2 separate regions of the Homo sapiens genome follow, and region 2 is linked to region 1. A link is an interaction called in ENCODE POLR2A ChIA-PET data of the cell type or tissue named here. Cell type or tissue: OCI-LY7. All regions are shown on one strand. Each heading gives the region's core, and the rest is flanking DNA. Links, peaks and the distances in the headings are about the cores only. Region 1 overlaps TCTN1 (tectonic family member 1). Region 2 has its middle 18 kb from the start of ANAPC7.

What was found. Peaks named below come from ENCODE experiments on the same cell type or tissue, not always from the same donor. Only the 100,000 strongest peaks of a DNase experiment are listed, where the experiment ranks them.
Region 2: POLR2A ChIA-PET joins it to region 1 with 9 read pairs; 6 of 35 experiments call an interaction of 5 or more read pairs at or near these places.

Annotation. Positions count from the first base shown.
Region 1 is chr12:110,623,263-110,633,319 of GRCh38, reverse strand. It overlaps TCTN1 (tectonic family member 1), which reads right to left. Exons shown (of 15, transcript NM_001082538.3): 3 at 6,828-6,958; 4 at 4,402-4,553; 5 at 761-848. It also overlaps the pseudogene RN7SL387P. Among named protein-coding and RNA genes, the nearest start is that of TCTN1, 14 kb to the right of the region's middle. In OCI-LY7, for the core only: no CTCF peak of the experiment used is centred there; a DNase peak (open chromatin) is centred at 5,349; H3K4me3 peaks cover 1,190 bases; H3K27ac peaks cover 1,288 bases.
Region 2 is chr12:110,417,081-110,427,137 of GRCh38, reverse strand. No RefSeq gene overlaps it. Among named protein-coding and RNA genes, the nearest start is that of ANAPC7, 18 kb to the right of the region's middle. In OCI-LY7, for the core only: no CTCF peak of the experiment used is centred there; no DNase peak of the experiment used is centred there.

The sequences.
Region 1 (10,057 bases), core at 3,686-7,685:
GATTGTCTTTTCAGCAGAATACATTTGTCTTTTCAGCAGAATACAGAATACATTCCTATCGTCCATTACTTAGCTTCTTCATAGTGAGGCCCCTTGGGGATGGGAGAGCCAAGCCTGCTGCCTTCCACTGCCTAGGGGGCCATTCTGCAAACTCTTGGAGGCTCCTGAATGGAGAGGAGCATAGGGGAGCACAGGCTGCAGGCCAACTGCATGGGGTCCATTCCTGTTCCACCACCACCTGAGTGAGCCTGAACAAGAAACTGTACATCTCTGTTTCCTGCTCTAAAAAATGGAGATACTAACCTGGCCTCAAGGGATTACAGAGAGTATTTAAGGGAAAACACATACAAGCACTTAACACAATACCCAGCACACAATATGTGCTTAATAATGGTTAGCTGTTGATATGCTTTAGAACTTTCCAACAACTGGAAGTGTTAAACAATTGAGTGAGCTGTTTTCAGGTAGTCAGTTCCCCATCACTACAAGTGCTCAAGCAGTGACTGCATGTGGTAGAAAAGACTGGCCCTGGGTGAGAAATTGAACTACGTGACCTTTGAGGCCTCTTTTAACCCGAAGATTCTGTTTTTAGTTACGAGGCCTGTTTAATGATGACTACTACAAATGTAAAGTATTAAGTTGGTGCAAAAATAATTGCGATTTTGGTCATTACTTTTAATGGCAAAAACCGCAACTACTTTTCCACCAACCTAATAATAACAGCAAATGTCTAAGGAAAGAAGAATGACCACTTTCTTACCTGCAGGGTTATTATCAGTGCACAGAGATGATGTCAGGGACGAAGGAAATCTCAGAAACGAATCTGAAGTCTGCAGAGGAACCCCATACTGCAAACACAACAACCAACAGTCGTTATGGTGTAATTAAAGTATTCATTCAACACTTACTGGGCACCCACAATGTGCCAAGCAGCACTGCAGGCATCAGAGACACACTGATGAGCAAAAAACAGATGTGGTCCTTGCCCTCAAGAAGCTCACATCTAGTTGTGTCGCCATTTTTAAAAGGATGTGTTTCTGTATGTGCATGTTACTGTATTTGCAGGCTTCTTAGTCATGGAATTCCTCTGGAAGGGTACATGAGACAATGACATAACGATCTGCCTCTGCAGACAGGAACTAGGTGGCTGGACACAGGGTTGAGAGAATTATTTTTCGCTAGCATTAATTATTTAAATAACATATACAGTATACATTAAAATCATAAAAATCAATTTTTTATAAATCAGTTTTATGAAAGAATGCCTTCTTTCCCAAAACCAAACCCCACAAAATTATTTTCCAATCTTCAAAACCCAGATTAATAGCTATTAGGCTTATAGCCAATTTTCTCGAACTTGAAAGTTTATCCAAATGCTTTAGTGCCAGCAGGAGTATGGGAAACAACTCCTTCCACTCACTGGAGCTGGGAGTGTAAAGCACTGCAATTTTTCTGGAGGGCAATCTGGTATCAATATTTAAATTTTCCATTCATTTTTACCAAACTAACTCATTTATAGGAATGTATCCTAAGGATTTAATCAGTGAAGTGTACAAAAATGTATGTATATATGAGAATGTTCATTGTGGATAACAGCAAAAACTGGAAACATGTCTGTTAAGAGTGGAACAGCTCAGATACATACACAGAAAATAATATTTTGGCTTTGTTTGTTTGTTTGTTTTTGAGATGGAGTCTTGCTCTATTGCCCAGGCTGGAGTGCAGTGGCATGATCTCAGCTCACTGCAACCTCCGCTTCCTGGGTTCAAGCGATCCTCATGCCTCAGCCTTCCAAGTAGCTGGAACTACAGGCACGCACCACCACGCCCAGCTAATTTTTGTATTTTTAGTAGACATGGGGTTTCACTATATTGTCCAGGCTGGTGTGGAACTCCTGACCTCAAGTGATTTGCCCGCCTCGGCCTCCCAAAGTGCTGGGATTATAGGCGTGAGCCACCATGCCCAGCCAAGAATATTTTGTAAACTACAGCTCTAGGGCTGGGTGCAGTGGCTCACATCGTAATCCCAGCACTTTGGGAGGCCGAGGCGAGCGGATTACCTGAGGTCAGGAGTTCAAGACCAGCCTGGCCAACATGGTGAAACCCCGTCTCTACAAAAATACAAAAATTAGCTGAAGACCAGCCTGGCCAACATGGTGAAACCCCATCTCTACAAAAATACAAAAATTAGCTGATCATGATGGCAGGTGCCTGCAATCCCAGCTACTTGGGAGGCTGAGGTGGGAGAATTGCTTGAACCTGAGAGGCGGAGGTTGCAGTGAGCCAAGATCACACCACTGCACTCCAGCCTGGGCGACACAGCAAGACTCCATCTCAAAAACAACAACAACAACAACAACAACGCAGCTCTATCACTAGTTCTGACAAGTTGCTTTCCTGTGCCTAAGTTTTTCTCATCAGGTAAATGGAGACAATGGTGCATCCCTCCCAGGGGGGTGCATGAAGTAATGCCTGAAAAGCTCTTCACAGTGCCTGGCACATGGAAAATGCTCAATGGTAAATTTTATATTGACATGGGAAGATGCACATGATTTATCACTGAAAAAGGAATTTTCTAGAACAATGTGGATACCTATAAATCCCACTTCTATACAACACCATATATACATTATAATAGACATATTTAAAAATCAGGAAGAATACACACCAATCTCTTCAAAGTGATTTGCAGTATGAATATTAATGGATACAGGGATCTTTCAACTTATATGCCTCTATATGTTGAACTTTTAGAACTAGTACATGTTGCTTTTATACTTTGCTTTTAAAAAGATGCTTCCAAAAGAGTTAAGGTTCATTCAGTTAATATGTGTCCCATTTAAAGGTGTACTACTGAATAGACATAAAACAGCACACATCTTCCAAAATCTGTAAAACTAAATACAATTTTGAGAAGATGACCAGACAACCAACCAATCTACTCCATGATCTCAGCAACATGCCTCAAGCATTTTGCTGCATCTTTTAAGGTTGAGGAGAACAAAGAACTCTGAAGAGACAAAATACAAGTTTATCACAGAATAAACAACCTTAAATCCTCTATTCAGAATTCAAATATTCAGTTTTATTTTTATTATTATATTTTAAGTTCTGGGATAACGGGTGCAGAACATGCAGGTTTGTTACGTAGGTATACACGTGCCATGGTGGTTTACTGCACTCATCAACCCATCATCTACATTAGGTGTTTCTCCTAATGCTATCCCCTCCCCTAGCCCACCACCCTCTGACAGGCCCCTGTGTGTGATGTTCCCCTCCCTGTGTCCATGTGTTCTCATTGTTCAACTCCCACTTATGAGTGAGAACATGCGATGTTTGGTTTTCTGTTCCATGTTAGTTTGCTGAGAATGATGGTTTCCTACAAAGGACATGAACTCATCCTTTTTTATGGCTGCTTAGCATTCCATGTTGTGTATGTGCCACATTTTCTTCACCCAGTCTATCACTGATGGACATTTGGGTTGGTTCCAAGTCTTTGCTATTGTGAATAGTGCTGCAATAAACATACGTGTGCGTGTGTCTTTATAGAATGATTTATAATCCTTTGGGTATATACTCAGTAATGGAATTGCTGGGTCAAATGGTATTTTAGGTTCTAGATCCTTGAGGAATCGCCGCACTGTCTTCCACAATGGTTGAAATAATTTACACTCCCACCCAACAGTGTAAAAGCGTTCCTATTTCTCCATATCCTCTCCAGCACCTGTTGTTTCCTGACTTCTTAATAATCGTCATTCTAACTGGCGTGAGATGGTATCTGATTGCAGTTTTGATTTGCATTTCTCTAATGACCAGTGATGATGAGCCTTTTTTCATAGGTTCGTTGGCCACTTAAATGTCTTCTTTTGAAAAGTGTCTATTCATATCCTTCACCCACTTTTTGATGGGGTTGTTTTTTTCTTGTAAATTTATTTAAGTTCCTTGTAGATTCTGGATATTAGCCCTTTGTCATATGGATAGATTGCAAAAATTTTTTCCCATTCTGTAGGTCACACGTTCACTCTGATGATAGTTTCTTTTGCTGTGCAGAAGCTCTTTAGTTTAATTAGATCCCATTTGTCAATTTTGGCTTTTGTTGCCATTGCTTTTGGTTGTTTTACTCATGATGTCTTTGCCCATGTCTATGTCCTGAATGGTATTGCCTGGGTTTTCTTCTAGGGTTTGTATGGTTTTAGGTCTTACATTTAAGTCTTTAATCCATCTTCAAATATTCAGTTTTAATTTTCATGATCTTTGATTTGTAGGCATGAACATTAAGTTTTTTAGTCTATAATATCAACTCTGTCTCAAGGAACCCAGTTTTCCTGGTAACCTTGAAAATTAACTTACAAGGAAAGATATTTGTGATGGGATGAAAAGAATCAATCAAGTTCAGGCTCACCTCATATTTAGCAGCAGTAGGAATATCCAGTTTGGTTGTGAAGGAAACATATGATTCAGCATTCAATGTAAAACCATCAGATGTTTTCATCAATGTATCAAAATTGTTTTCATCAGGTACTTCTGGATTAATAAAGGATAATGCAGGTTTATCTGTTTTTTAAAAAAAACAGTATTTTAAATCGGTATAAAATATATGTATAATATGTATGACCTATATAAAGGTTTTGGAAAGTTTTTAATAGCATCAAGGCTGATGTAAAAAACAAATAGTGTCTTGGCTGGGCGCATGGGCTCACGCCTGTAATCTCAACACTTTGGGAGGCCAAGGCGGGCGGACTGCCTGAGGTCAGGAGTTTGAGACCAGCCTGGCCAACACGGTGAAATCCTGTCTCTACTAAAAATACAAAAATTAGCCAGTCATGGTGGTGTGCACCTGTAATCCCAGCTACTCGGGAGGCTGAGGCAGGAGAATCGCTGAAACCCAGCAGGCAGAGGTTGCAGTGAGCTGAGATAGCGCCACTGCACTCCAGCCTGGGTGACACAGTGAGACTTCATCTCAAAAAAAAAAAAAAAAAGTGTATTTTTCCATATTCACTTCTCCCAGGATTTTTTAAAGCTTATTAAACAAACAGGACCTCCAGACTCAGCCTGCTTCTTCTAATAATGGGGAAGTAATAGTTTGTAGCACTTACAAGTAAACAGCACAACAGAAGCCAATAATAATCCGTCTATTTCTCTAGCCCCTGGACTGATGAGTTTGCTGTATCAACCTGTAAGGAGAAGCTCTCTCCGGATGGCTATGGGAATGAAAGAATCCGACTTCTACTCTCACACAGCCACCGTGAAAGTCCTGGAGTAAAATGTGCTGTGTACAGAAGAGAGAGAAGGAAGCAGGCTGGCATGTTCACTGGGCTGGTGTTACGACAGAGAACCTGACAGTCACTGGCCAGTTATCACTTCAGATTACAAATCACACAGAGCATCTGCCTGTTTTCAATCACAAGAGAACAAAACCAAAATCTATAAAGATATTCTGAAAATATGACAGAATTTGACAAATAAAAGCATAAACGTGTCTCTGATCTTTGATATCCTGATAACATTTTACATGTACATGTACTTTGGATCTAGACATATATTTGAGCTAAATGCTCAGATAAAAATAAAGATCCTGTTTTCATGCAAATATTCTTAGTAAAAATAAAAGAAAAAAGGAAATAGAAACCACAGGTAATGTTCAAAGCTGAGCCTGATTTTCAACCATTAAACCAGGAGGAAATAAAGTTAAAAAAACACATGTATATATAGAAACCTAGATTCCTATGTATGTCTGCATATTATAAACACTTTTAAGATAAGTATACGGTTTCGAAAGACAACTACACAATCATAATTACTTTTAAAGAAAATGTGCATGCCCACAGGTCTATAAAGTTACTTCCTATTACCTGTGAAATGGTCTCTAAAGATATACACTATACATATAGCAAAACAGAATAATTGCTTTAAATCTAACTGAGGGCTGGACAAGGCAGCTCACACCTGTAATCTCGGCATTTTGAGAGGCCGAGGCAGGAGGATCATTTAAGGTCAGGAGTTTGAGACCAGCCTCGCCAACATGGTGAAACCCTGTCTCTACTAAAAATAAAAAATTAGCTGGGTGTGGTGGCAGGTACCTGTAATCTCAGCTACTCGGGAGGCTGAGGCAGGAGAATCACTTGAACCCGGGAGGCAGAGGTTGCAGTGAGCTGAGAACGTGCCACTGCTTTCCAACCTGGGCAACAGAGTGAGACTCTGCCTCAAAAAAAAAAAAAAAAAGAAAGAAAGAAAAAATAGTAATAATAGGGCTGGGCACAGTGGCTCACACCTGTAATCCCAGCACGTTGGGAGGCCAAGGCAGGTGGATCACCTGAGGTCGGGAGTTCAAGACCAGCCTGACCAACATGGAGAAACCCCGTCTCTACTAAAAATACAAAACTGGCCAGGCATGGTGGCCCATGCCTGTAATCCCAGCTACTTGGGAGGCTGAGGCAGGAGACTCACTTGAACCCAAGAGGCAGAGGATTTGTGATGAGCCGAGATTGAGCCGTTGCACTCCAGCCTGGGCAACAAGAGCGAAACTCCGTCTCAAAAAAAAAAAAAAAAAAAAAAAACCACGCACACACAAAAATTATCCAGGCATGGTGGCAGGCACCTGTAATCCCAGCTACTCAGTAGGCTGAGGCAGGAGAATCACTTGAATCTGGGAGGTGGAGGTTTCAGTGAGCCGAGATTGCGCCACTGCACGCCAGCCTGGGTGACAGAGCAAGACTCTGTCTCAAAAAAACCATAATCATAATTATAAAATAAATCTGACACATTTTTCCATAACTTTGAGAAAAATTTTCCAGAGCTTCACAAAATATATCAATGTCAAATACTTACAGTTTGTAATATGAATGCAGAAAATAGATGGATTAATCTGGTCAACAAGTTCAAATACTCTTTGAGGTGGGTTTGCTGTAAAATTCAATGAATAGATGACTGCTTTTTGACTACAAAACTGGCTGTCGCCCCTGAAAATTAAAAAAATAATAATACAAAGTTACAAGACATAAGCACACAATCTTAGCAAAATTATTTTAAAACTGTCAGATGCTTGTACTGTACTATGTTAACAGTTACGTGGAGGATATTTATGAAAGCATGACGTCCCAGCTACTTGGGAGGCTGAGGCGGGAGAATGGCATGAACCCAGGAGGCAGAGCTGGCAGTGAGCCAAGATCGCGCCACTGCACTCTAGCCTGGGCAACAGAGCAAGACTCTGTCTCACAAAAAAAAAAAGAAAGAAAGAAAGAAAAAAGAAAGCATATTAGAATTGAATCCGGCTGGGCACGGTGGCTCACACCTGTAATCCCAGCACTTTGGGAGGCCGAGGTAGGCGGATCACAAGGTCAGGAGATGGGGACCAGCCTGGCCAAGATGGTAAAACCCCATCTCCACTAAAAATACAAAAATTAGCTGGGCGTGGTGGTGGGTGCCTGTAATCCCAGCTACTAGGGAGGCTGAGGCACGAACATCGCTTGAACCCAAGAGGCAGAGGTTGCAGTGACCCGAGATCGCGCCACTGCACTCAAGCCTGGTGACAGAGTGAGACTCCATCTCAAAAAAAAAAAAAAAATTGAATCCTTTTTTTTGAGATGTAGCCTCACTCTCCCAGGCTGGAGTGCAGTGGCACGATCTCGGGTCACTGCAACCTCTGCCTCTTGGGTTCAGGTGATTCTCCTGCCTCAGCCTCCCGAGTAGCTGGGACTACAGGTGTGCACTGCCATGCCTGGCTAATTTTTGTATTTTTATTAGAGACAGGGTTTCACCATGTTGGCCAGGCTGGTCTCAAACTCCTTACCTCAGATGATCCACCTGCCTCAGCCTCCCAAAGTGCTGGGCATGAGTCACCACAGCTGGCTGAATCCATTTTTATTTAGTTTATTCTGTGTTGAAATATTTTGCATTTGGGCCAGTCACAGTAGCATGCACCTGTATTACCAACTACTCAGGAGGTTAAGATGCAAGGCTCACTTGAGGTTAGGAGTTCGAGGCCAGTCTGGCAACATAGTGAGATCCTCATCTCTTTTTAAAAAAGAAAAAGCTTGGCATTTAAAACTTTTTCCTCTAACAGAAAAAAACAAAATTGAGACAAGTAGAATAACCTTTAAGGAAATCTTGTCAAGAACGTAGATCAGGGTATAATTTTTATGTCAGTGAACTTTACAAACTCTGATAGCATCAATTAGATAAAATTTTGCAGACCTTCAGATTGTTTAAAAGTACCCAGAATAGATCCAAATTCCTTGTCTTTAGAATAAAGCTGTCTTCAAAGGACTGTGAGAGTAAGAAAATGTGGAGTCATCTGGAAGGTTTAATGCTTAGAAGTTATGGTACAGGGCCAGGCACAGTGGCTCATGCCTCTAATCCCAGCACTTTGGGAGGCCGAGGCGGGTGGATCACCTGAGATCAGTCGTCTGGAAGGTTTAGTGCTTACAAGTTATGGTACAGGACCAGGCACAGTGGATCATGCCTGTAATCCCAGCACTTTGGGAGGCCGAGGTGAGCGGATCACCTCAGGTCAGGCATTCAAGACCAGCCTGGCCAACATGGCGAAACCCTGTCTCTACTAAAAATACAAAAATAAATTAGCCAGGCGTGGTGGCATGTGCCTGTAGTTCCAGCTGCTGGGGAGACTGAGGCAGGAGTATTGCTTGAACCTGGGAGGTTGCAGTGAGCCAAGATCGTGCCACTGCACTCCAGCCTGGGCGACAGAGTGAGACTCTCTCTCCCAAAAAAAAAAAAAAAAGAAGTTATGAGTTAAGTCTTCAACCAATCCCAGATTTGACAAATCCCAATCAATTTGCTATAGATACAGATACAGGCCAAGCACCATGGCTCATGCCTGTAATCCCAGCATTTTGGGAGGCTGAGGAGGATCACTTGAGGCCAGGAGTTCAAGACCAGCCTGGGCAACACAGACCCCTATCTCTACAAAAAACAAAGAAAAAATTAGTCCGGCATGCTGGCAGATGCCTGTAGTACTAACTACTTGGGAGGCTGAGGTAGGAGGACTGCTTGAGCCCAGGAGCAAGGTTACAGTGAGCTATGATCGTGTCACTGCACTCCAGCCTGGGTGACAGAGCAAGACCTATCTCAAAAAAACATAGAGGCTGGGCACAGTGGCTCACGCCTACAATGCCAGTACTTTGGGAGGCCATGGCAGGAGGATCACTTGAAGCCAGGATTTCAAGACCAGCCTGGGCCACAAAGTGAGATTTTGTCTCTAAAAAAAAAAAAAAATAGACAGATAGCTGGACAGACAGATAATAGTATAGAGATAGTCATAATAAAAATGGGACCATATTCTACATACTGTTTTAAGGCTTTTCTCACTTAATATATAATGCCTAATATGCACTTACAATATTATAAGTGGCTTCATCATCGTATACCAGCCTATTAATACCCCAATTTGTTTAACCAATATAGATATGGATATGGTACAGCCCAAGCACCGTGGCTCATGCCTGTAATCCCAGCATTTTGGGAGGCTGGGGAGGATCACTTGAGGCCAGGAGTTCAAGACCAGCCTGGGCAACACAGACCCCGATCTCTACAGAAAACAAAGAAAAAATTAGCCCGGCATGCTGGCAGATGCTTATAGTTCTAACTACTTGGGAGGCTGAGGTAGGAGGACTGCTTGAGCCCAGGAGCAAGGTTACAGCGAGCTATGATCGTTGGTTTAGGTTTAGGTTTCTAATTTTCCCCAATTATATGTAATGCTATAATGACAACCTTATACATACATCTTTATGACTGTCTCCAGTTGTTTCCTTAGGATATGTTTCCTGAACTGGAACTGCTAAACCAAAAGGCAGGTAACATTATTTAAAGCTTCTGAGACACACTCCCAGATTGCCCTCTAGAAGGGCACAATATACATTCTCACCAACACTGTAGTAAGAGTGCCTATTTCCCTGTACCCTTGCCAAGACTGGATATTATCATTCCGTTTTTACTGGGCCTTAAAGGATAAGTAGAAATCAGACAGACAGTAGGAATGGGAAGCAAATCCAAGTGCAAGAACGGCAATGGCCAAGGCTGGGTAACGACTCATGGTCTTTGGG
Region 2 (10,057 bases), core at 4,036-8,035, 210 kb after region 1:
AGAAAATCAAATCTTGGCTGGGCACAGTAATCCCAGCACTTTGGGAGGCTAAGGCAGGTGGATCATTTGAGATCAGGAATTCGAAACCAGCCTGGACAACATGGTGAAACCCCATCTCTACTAAAAATAGAAAAATTAGCCAGGCATGGTGGTGCACACCTATAATCCCAGCTACTCGGGGGGCTGAGACAGAAGAATCACTTGAACCCAGAAGGTGGAGGTTACAATGAGCCAAGATTGTGCCACTGCACTCCGGCCTGGGCGACAGAGGGAGACTCCGTCTAAAAAAAAAAAAAGAAAAGAAAATCTTTTATAAAAGCACGTTAGCCCAAAACAGTGTGAGGACGATGGTCATCTTGTTCTTCTTTCTTAAGCATCCTGTTTACATTCATCATTGCCATATGCCACTAATTACTGTCATATGTGTGGAAAGATTACAGTACATGGAAATACATGAACAAGATCTATGTGAACTGTTTGATTTGACGTTTTTCTTTTTCCCAAAAGTATTAGTACTGAAGACCTTCATAAAAAGTTTGGTGCTATGTCCAGAAAGGGATGTAATACTATTCCACCAAAAGGCATTTGGTTTGTTTCCCCCTTCGTTTTTGTTTATAGATGTTTGGAAGACCATGCCATTAGGAGAGTGTAATTTTAGGGCCACATCTGTTCTGTGTTGATATTGAGATAAATCATCCATCATGATTTTCCACTTTGCTTCAACTCTGCAGCTCCAATTTATAGGTGATCTGGCAGTGCGCTAAGCACTTTACAGTTTTAAATCCTATTTAACTTTTGCAAAAAAAAAAAATACTTTTTGTGGGCCAGGTGCTGTGGCTCATGCCTGTAATCCTAGCACTTTGGGAAGCTGAGGTGGACAGATCACTTGAGGTCAGGAGTTTGAGACCAGCCTGGCCAATATGGCGAAACCCTGTCTCTACTAAAAATACAAAAATTAGAACTGGGTGCTGTGGCTCACGCTTGTAATCCAGCACTTTGGGAGGCCGAGGTGGGCAGATCACCTGAGGTCAGGAGTTCAAGACCAGCCTAGCCAACATGGTGAAATCCTGTCTCTACTAAAAATAGAAAAATTAGCTGGGCGTTGTGGCAGGTGTGTGTAATCCCAGCTACTCAGGAGGTTGAGGCAGGAGAATCCCTTGTACCCGGGAGGTGGAGCTTGCAGTGAGCTGAGATTCACCACTGCACTCCAGCCTGGGTAACAGCAAGACTCCATCTCAAAAATAAATAAATAAATAAAAGGCTGGGAGCGGTGGCTCACACCTGTAATCCCAGCACTTTGGGAGGCCGAGGCAGTCGAATCACGAGGTCAGGAGTTAGAGATCAACCTGGCCAACATGGTGAAACCTCGTGTCTACTAAAAATACAAAAATTAGCTGGGCGTGGTGGCGAGTGCCTGTAATCCCAGCTACTCAGGAGGCTGGGGCAGGAGAATTGCTTGAACCCGGGAGGCAGAGGTTGCAGTGAGCTGAGATCGTGCCATTGCGTTCCAGCCTGGGCGACAAGAGCAAGACTCCATCTCAAAAAATAATAATAATAAAATAAATAAAAATTTAAAAATAATAAAATTAAATAAAATTAAAAATTAGCTGGGTGTGATGGCACACACCTGTAATCCCAGCTACTCGGGAAGCTGAGACAAGAGAATCGCTTGAACCTGGGGGGCGGAGGTTGCAGTGAGCCAAGATCTCGCTGCTGCACTCCAGCCTGGGTGACAGAGCAAGACTCTGTCTCAAAAAAAAAAAAAAAAAGAAGGCCAGGTACGGTGGCTCATGCCTGTAATCCCAGCACTTTGGGAGGCTGAGGAGGGTGGATCACCTGAGGCCAAGAGTTCGAGACCAGCCTGGCCAACATGGTGAAACCCCGACTCTACTAAAAGTACAACAAATTAGCTGGGCGTGCTGGTGGGTTCCTGTAATCCCAGCTACTTGGGAGGCTGAGGCCGAAGAATGGCTTGAATCTGGGAGGCGGAGGTTGCAGTGAGCTGATATCACACCACTGCACTCCAGCCTGGGCGACAGAGGAAGTCTCTGTCTCAAAAACAAAAAAACAAAAAAAACACAAAAAAACCTTTGTGGCAGATGCAAGATTATCCCCTTTTCCAGATGAAGAAGGCGAGGCTACAGAAATTAACTTTTTGAAACTCACACACCTGGAAGTTGGCTAAATTGGTAATTAAACCTAAATCTGTCGGAATCCAGAGCTGGCCCACACAGCCAAAACGTGGTTACTTTGAAAGAGTGTAATTTTCAGTAACCCATTCATGCAACAATATGAGTAGATTGCTCTGTTGGGTGCACTATGCCAGCTATTGAAAGGATGCACAAGAGATGTCAGTGTGGTCTCTGCTCTCTAGGACCATAATGGTCTGATGGGAAATGTGTGTAGCAAGATAGATATGAAGAAATACTGCAAGGTTCATATGATGCCCAGTTCGGTAGAAGCCCAGAGAAAAAGAGGCTTTGTTGAAGTCAGTTGGAGAAGATTTAGCAAAGGTGGCTCTCAAACCAAATGAGCTCTGAAGTGAGCCAAATTGGGCAGACTAGATCCAAAAATGGTATACTGGTCCCAGGTAAATGACGTGGTCAAGCCTGGCATGAAGGCAACCTTAGGGTGTAGAATATGATGGGGTGGATGCTGCCCCAGCAGGAGGGAATGCCCCACATTTTTTTGTCTTGAAAGCTAAGACTGGGGGAATGCCTCACATTTTTGAGAGCCAGGGTCAGACTAGGACGTGAAACTTTCTCCTGTCAACAGGGCAAAGGACACCACAGATTGTCCACATTGGCACTTTTCTGCTTTTCCCACCATTCTGAGAACCATTTGCCTGAGCAATCGTCACTTTTTTTCTTTCTGAGTTTTTCCACAGTTTCTGTACTCAAGTTTTGTGGGCTTTTTAAAAACAGGCTTGTTGGCCGGGTGCAGTGGCTCACGCCTGTAATCCTATCACTTTAGGAGGTTCGAGGCGGGTGGATCACCTGAGGTCGGGAGTTCAAAACCAGCCTGACCAACATGGAGAAACCCCGTCTCTACTAAAAATACAAAATTAGCCAGGCGTGGTGGCGCATGCCTGTAATTCCAGCTACTCAGGAGGCTGAGGCAGGAGAATCACTTGAACCCGGGAGGTGGAGGTTGCAGTGAGCTGAGATCGCACCATTGCACTCCAGCCTGGGCAACAAGAGCAAAACTCCGTCTCAAAATAAAAAATAATAATAAAATAAAAACAGCCTTGTTGAAAAATAATTCACATACAATTCACTCATATAAAATGTTCAATGGTGTTTAGCATTTTACACTATTTTCATGTGTAACATAAACTTTGCCATTTTAACTATTTTAAGTGTACAATTCAGTGGCATTAATTCCATTCAAAATGTTGTACAACCATCACCACTATCTATTTTGAAAACTTTTTTATCACCCCAATAGAAACTCTGTCCCCATTAAACCACTCCCCCGCTTCCATTCAGCCCCTGTAAACTCTAATCTACTTGATGTCTGCATGCATTCACCTATCCTGGACATTTCATATAAATGGAATCATGTGAGCTGGGCACAGTGGCTCACGCCTGTAATCCCAGCACCTTGGGAAGCTGAGGCAGGCAGATCACTTGAGGTCAGGAGTTTGAGACCAGCCTGGCCAACATGGCAAAGCCCCATTTCTACCAAAAATACAAAAATTATCTGGGCAGGGTAGTGGGCAGCTGTAATCTCAGTTACTCGAGAGGCTGAGGCAGGAGAATCACTTGAACCCAGGAGGTGGAGGTTGCAGTGAGTGAGGTGAGATTGTGCCACTGCACTCCAGCCTGGGTGACAGACGGAGACCTCTGTCTCAAAAAAAAAAAAAGGAATCTTATGATATTTGTCCTTTTTGTGTTTGGCTTCTTTCACTTAATGTAATGTTTTTGAGATTCAGTCATATTTATCCATGTTGTAGCATGTATCAGAACTCAGAACTTCATTTTTTTTTTTAGACAGTCTCACGCTGTCACTCAGACTGGAGTGCAGTGGTGCAATCTCGGCTCACTGCAACTTCCGTCTCTTGGGTTCAAGCGATTCTCGTGCCTCAGCCACCTGAGTAGTTGGGATTACAGGCACCCACCACCACACCTGGCTAATTGTTGTATTTTTAGTAGAGATGGGGTTTCACCATGTTGGCCAGGCTGGTCTCGAACTCCTGACCTCAGGTGATCCGTCTGCCTCAGCCTCCCAAAGTGCTGGGATTAGAGGTGTGAGCCACCGTGTCCAGCCCTTCATTCTATTTTATAGCTGAATAACATTCCCTTGTAGGGACAGACCACATTTTGCTTCTCCATCTGTTCATGGACACTTGGGTTGTTTCCATCTTCCGTGAAGAATGCTGCAATGAACATGGTTATACAAGCTGAGTTCCTGCTTTCAGAGTGCTTTTAAAAAGTCACCCATTTGCTATTTTATCACAAATCCCCTTGAGATTTATCCCTAAACCATTATTTAAGTCTTTTTACTTGTCTGACTATCTCATAAATAAAAATGACCATCTGGACATCTTAGAACCTTCTTTACTGAAAAGAGGGAAAATTGGTTGGGATGCTGGTGGTATTTATTCCCTCCAGTTGTTCAGGGAAATTCTTTGTCCTGAAGTTATTTTTCCACTGAAAGGAAACCTATCACTGCCAGGAGACACTTAAGGGATGTTAAGTAATGTTTCCCTTAGAGCAATTTATAAGTGTTATGTTTTTCCCCTTGTACAAAAGACAGATCTAAGAAAAATGTCTGATTGCAGCTGGGAAAAATTTTCATTCTTAGGAAGCTGCTGGACATTTAGAGATGAACTTAAGTGGAGCAGAACATTTATATTTATAAGTTGTTCCTCCAATGTATTTGACCCAACACTCCACGGTATCCACATCATTCTACATCTGTTACGCAGCTGACCTAACGATTCACAGCCAATTACCATCCCAGGACTTCTGTTTCCTCACATAAAATGAAGATAACCTCTAACACGCCCTCCAGCTCCAAAATTATCCTTTCTGAATATGATTCCATGAGGAAGAGGAGGCCTAGTCTCCTTGGATATATCTCCTGTGTGTCCCAAGTTGTTTTAACACCATACATGTCCTTTGAATATTATTAAAATCAGTATGATCTGGCCAAGCATGGTGGGTCATGTGTGTAATCCCAGCACTTTGGGAGGCCAAGGCGGGTGGATCACTTTGCTGCGGGATAATTAAGGAATTAGAGAGACTGAGGGGTTGAGGAGGAATTATTTAATTATTAAGCTGCACCAACCCAGTCGGATTAACATCCAAAGGACTGGGCCCTGAACAAAGAGTCAAGTTACCTTTTAAGCATTTCGTGGGGCAGGGGCAGATCTGTGCAGGGGGAAGCATATTACAGAAGCAAGAAACAAAGACAGTTATTTAATTGAGACATGCATTACATTATTTCATACTTTTTAAGGAACAACATGTTTTACAACTTGAGATTATCTGTCTAGTGACCTTGTAGCTGCACAGCTAGAGAAACAGGGTCTTCACAATGCTTGGGAAAGGGAGAGATAAGGCTCACTAGCCACAGAAAGACAGGCAGTTAATTTTAAAGGACTCCAGCTCTTTCTCTTCCTCAAGGGGAATTGGGTTTTCTTATATACAACTGAGTTTTTGTTTAAACATTTTTTGATTTATTTTAATTCCTGTTTCAGCTTGAGCTCAGTTCAAGACCAGCCTGGCAACATGGCAAAACCCCTGTCTCTACCAAAAAAAATTAGCCAGGCGTGGTGGCAGGTATCTGTACTCCCAGCTTCTTGGAAGGCTGAGGTGGGATTATCTCTTGAGCCCGAAAGGTAGAGGTTGCAGTGAGCTGTGATTGCACCACTGCACTCCAGCCTGGGTGATAGAGCCAGACCTTGTCTCAAAACAAAACAAAACAAAATCAGTATGATCTGAATTACATCATATTAATGGGACCTAACCGTAGAACCTACCCTCTCTTTGATAAATTGATTTTCAAGATGAATATTTTGAAATTTCCAGATTAGCTGGGCATGGTACCACACACCTGTAGTCCCAAGTACTCAGGAGGCAGAGGTGGAAGGATTGCTTGAGCCCAGGAGGTCAAGGCTGCAGTGAGCTATGATTTCGCCACTGCACTCCAGCCTGGGTGACAGAGAGAGACACAACTCTAAATAAATAAATAAAAATTGGGCACAGTGGCTCACACCTGTAATCCAGCACTTTGTGAGGCCAAGGCAGGAGGACAGCTTGAGCCCAGGAGTTTAAGACCAGCCTGGGCAACATAGCAAGACCCCATCTCCACACACACTCAATTTTTTAAATTAGCTTGGTGTGGTGGTGCATGCCTATAGTCCCAGCTACTTGGGAGGCTGAGGTGGAGGGACCACTTAAGCCTGGGAAGTTGAGGCTACAGTGAGGTATGATTGTGCCACTGCACTCAAGCCTGGGCAACAGAGGGAGATCCTGTCTCAAAAAAAATAAAAAATAAAAAATAAATAAATAAATAAATAAATAAAATTTCCAGAGGAGGTAGGTCCCCCTTTGCCTCTAATTTTTTCTCTATAAATATTTTTGCTTCATCCATTCTTTGTGTGAGTTTATCAGTTTCACAGGTGTGTTTTAGCTCTATTTCTTTGCAGGAATTATCAACTTTTCTTTTTTTTTTTTTTTTTTTTGAGACTGAGTCTCACTCTGCCACCCAGGCTGGAGTGCAGTGGTGCGATCTCAGCTCATTGCAACCTCTGCCTCCCGGGTTCAAGCGATTCTTCTGCTTCAGCCTCCCGAGTAGCTGGGACTACAGGCATGCGCCACCACACCCAACTAATTTTTGTAATTTTAGTAGAGATGGAGTTTCACCATATTGGCCAGGCTGGTCTTGAACTCCTGACCTAGTGATCCACCCACCTTGGCCTCCCAAAGTGCTGGGATTACAGACCTGAGCCACTGTGCCCAGTCTCAACCTTTCTTCTACCAGTTAGCCAGTGATACATTCTCCTTCATTCCCATCAGTATATAAAAATGATATTTCTCCAATCAGAAAACAAAAATCCTCTCTTTCACCCACCTGCTGCCAACCATGTCCTCCTTTGCTTTACAACAGGGCTTCTCCACATTGACACTTTGACATTTTGGACTGGCTACTTAAATATATGAATTAAAAAAATTTTTTTTTTCTTTTTGACAGAATCTCCCTCTGTCACCCTGGCTGGAGTGCCATGGTGTAATCTAGATTTACCGAAACCTCCACCTCCGGGTTCAAGTGATTCTCCTGCCTCAGCTTCCCAAGTAGCTGGGATTATAGGTGTGAGCCACCATGCCTGGCATGAATGTAAATTTCTCCTCCACTTTGCCGTGGGGGGCTGTCCTATACATTAAAGAATGTTTAGCAGCATCCCTAGTATCTATCTACCCGATGCCAGAAGCAACACCCACCCCACCTCAGATGTCTCCAGACATTGCCCAATGTCCCCTAGGAATACAGTCACCACCCTGCCTCCACCCCAGTTGAGAACCACTTCTCTGCAGCAAAACTCCTCAAAATAATTGGCCGGGCACAGTGGCTCATGCCTGTAATCCCAGCACTTTGGGAGGCCGAGGCAGGCGGATCACCAGGTCAAGAGTTCGAGACCAGCCTGGCCAGCATGGTGAAACCCCGTCTCTACTAAAAATACAAAAATTAGCCAGCCGGGCAGGTGGCACATGCCTGTAATCCCAGCTACTTGGGAGGCTGAGGCAGGAGAATCACTTGAACCCAGGAGGTGGAGGTTGCAGTGAGCCAAGGTCGTGCCACTGCACTCCAGCCTGGGCGAAAGGGCGAGATCTCGTCTCAAAAAAAAAAAAAAGAATTATTGGCTGGGCAAGGTGGCTCATGCCTGTAATCCCAGCACTGTGGGAGGCCAAGGCAGGCAGATTACCTGAGGTCAAGTGTTCAATACTAGCCTGGCCAACATGGTAAAACCCCTTCTCTACTAAAATACACAAAAATTAGCAGGAGCATGGTGGAGCATGCCTGTAATCCAGCTACTGGGGAGGCTGAGGCAGGAGAATCACTTGAACTTGGGAGGCAGAGGTTGCAGTGAGCCGAGATCATGCCGTTGAACTCTAGCATGGGCAACAGAGCAAGACTCCATCTCAAAATAAAAGAATTATCTATATGCATTGTCTCACATTTGTCTCCTTCTCTTTACCAAAGCGCCACTGAAAATGTTCTTGTTGACATCATCAGTGACTTTCATGTTGCTAAATGCTATGGCTATTTCTCCATAAGATGCAAAAAATTAGCCAGGCATGGTGGTGGGCGCCTGTAGTCCCAGCTACTCAGGAGGCTGAGGCAGGAGAATGGCATGAACCCGGGAGGCGGAGCTTGCAGTGAGATGAGATCACACCACTGCACTCCAGCCTGGGCAACAGAGCGAGACTCCGTCTCAAAAAAAAAAAAAAAAGAAAAGAAAAGAAAAAAGTATAATAGCAAACATTTATATAGTGCTTCTGGAACAGGAATTAAAAGAAATTAAAGAATGTGTAAGCAAAAACTCAGTTGTATGTAAGAAAACCCAATTCCCCCTGAGGAAGAGAAAAAGGTGGAGTCCTTTAAAAATTAACTGCCTGTTTTTCTGTCTGTGGCTAGTGAGCCTTATCTCTCCCTTTCCCAGGCATTGTGAAGACTCTGTTTCTCTAGCTGTGTGGCTGCAAGGTAAGTAGATAGATAAACTCAAGTCGTAAAACATGTTTTTCCTTGAAAAGTAAGAAATGATGTAATGCGGCCGGGCGCGGTGGCTCACGCCTGTAATCCCAGCACTTTGGGAGGCCGAGGCGGGCGGATCACAAGGTCAGGAGATCGAGACCATCCCGGCTAAAACGGTGAAACCCCGTCTCTACTAAAAATACAAAAAATTAGCCGGGCGTAGTGGCGGGCGCCTGTAGTCCCAGCTACTTGGGAGGCTGAGGCAGGAGAATGGCGTGAACCCGGAGGCGGAGCTTGCAGTGAGCCGAGATCCCGCCACTGCACTCCAGCCTGGGCGACAGAGCGAGACTCCGTCTCAAAAAAAAAAAAAAAAGAAATGATGTAATGCATGTCTCAACTGAATAACTGTCTTTGTTTCTCACTTCTGTAATATGCTTCCCCCTGCACAGATCTCCCCCTGCCCCATGAAATGCTTAAAAGGTAACTTGACTCTTTGTTAGGGGCTCAGTCCTTTGGATGTTAATCCGACTGGGTTGGTGCACCTAAATAATTAAATAGTAAGTATCCTCCTCAACCCGTCGGTCTGATTCCTAAATTAGCCCGCTACACTGCAAGGGACCCAGAGATCACCTCCAGCCCCTCTTTTAACTCTTAGTGGGTTTTTGAGCTGGATCGAAAACGAACTGACACCAGGCAGATTAACAAGAGAAAAGTGTACAAACTTTGTTTCACGTGTACGGGGGGGTCTACACAAAAAAAAGAGTGAAGTCTGAAGAAGTGGCCAAATAAGATGCTTTATATGTTTTAGACAAAGAGCAATATACTTGAGAAGAAATGACAGGACAAAGAAAATCTGGCTGGGGCAGTAAATTTTTCAGGGGAGTCACTAGGAGATAAATGGGGGGAGTGCCAAACTGGTGAAAGTAAAGGTAACTTTGTTAAGTATGTTTATGGAGGTCCATTGTAGCCTTTAGTTTTAAGTCTCTGGAGATAAGGGCTATTTTCTTGCTCTTATATGGAGAGGGTACCTTTTCCAGATAAATCCTCATCACTTGTTACATGCAGGAAAACAGTGGTCAGCTCATTGTTTCTGAAACTTTACTTCCTCTATTTTTTTTTTCTTTGGTGACAGAATCTCACTCTGTTACCCAGACTGGAGTGCAGTGACACAATCTCAGCTCACTGCAACCTCCACCTCCCAGGTTCAAGTGATTCTCATGCCTCGGTCTCCTGAGTAGCATGCGTCACCACGCCCAGCTAATTTTTGTATTTTTAGTAGAGAGAGGGTTTTACCATGTTGGCCAGGCTGGTCTTGAACTCCTGGGCTCAAGTGATCAGCCTGCTTCGGCTTCCCAAA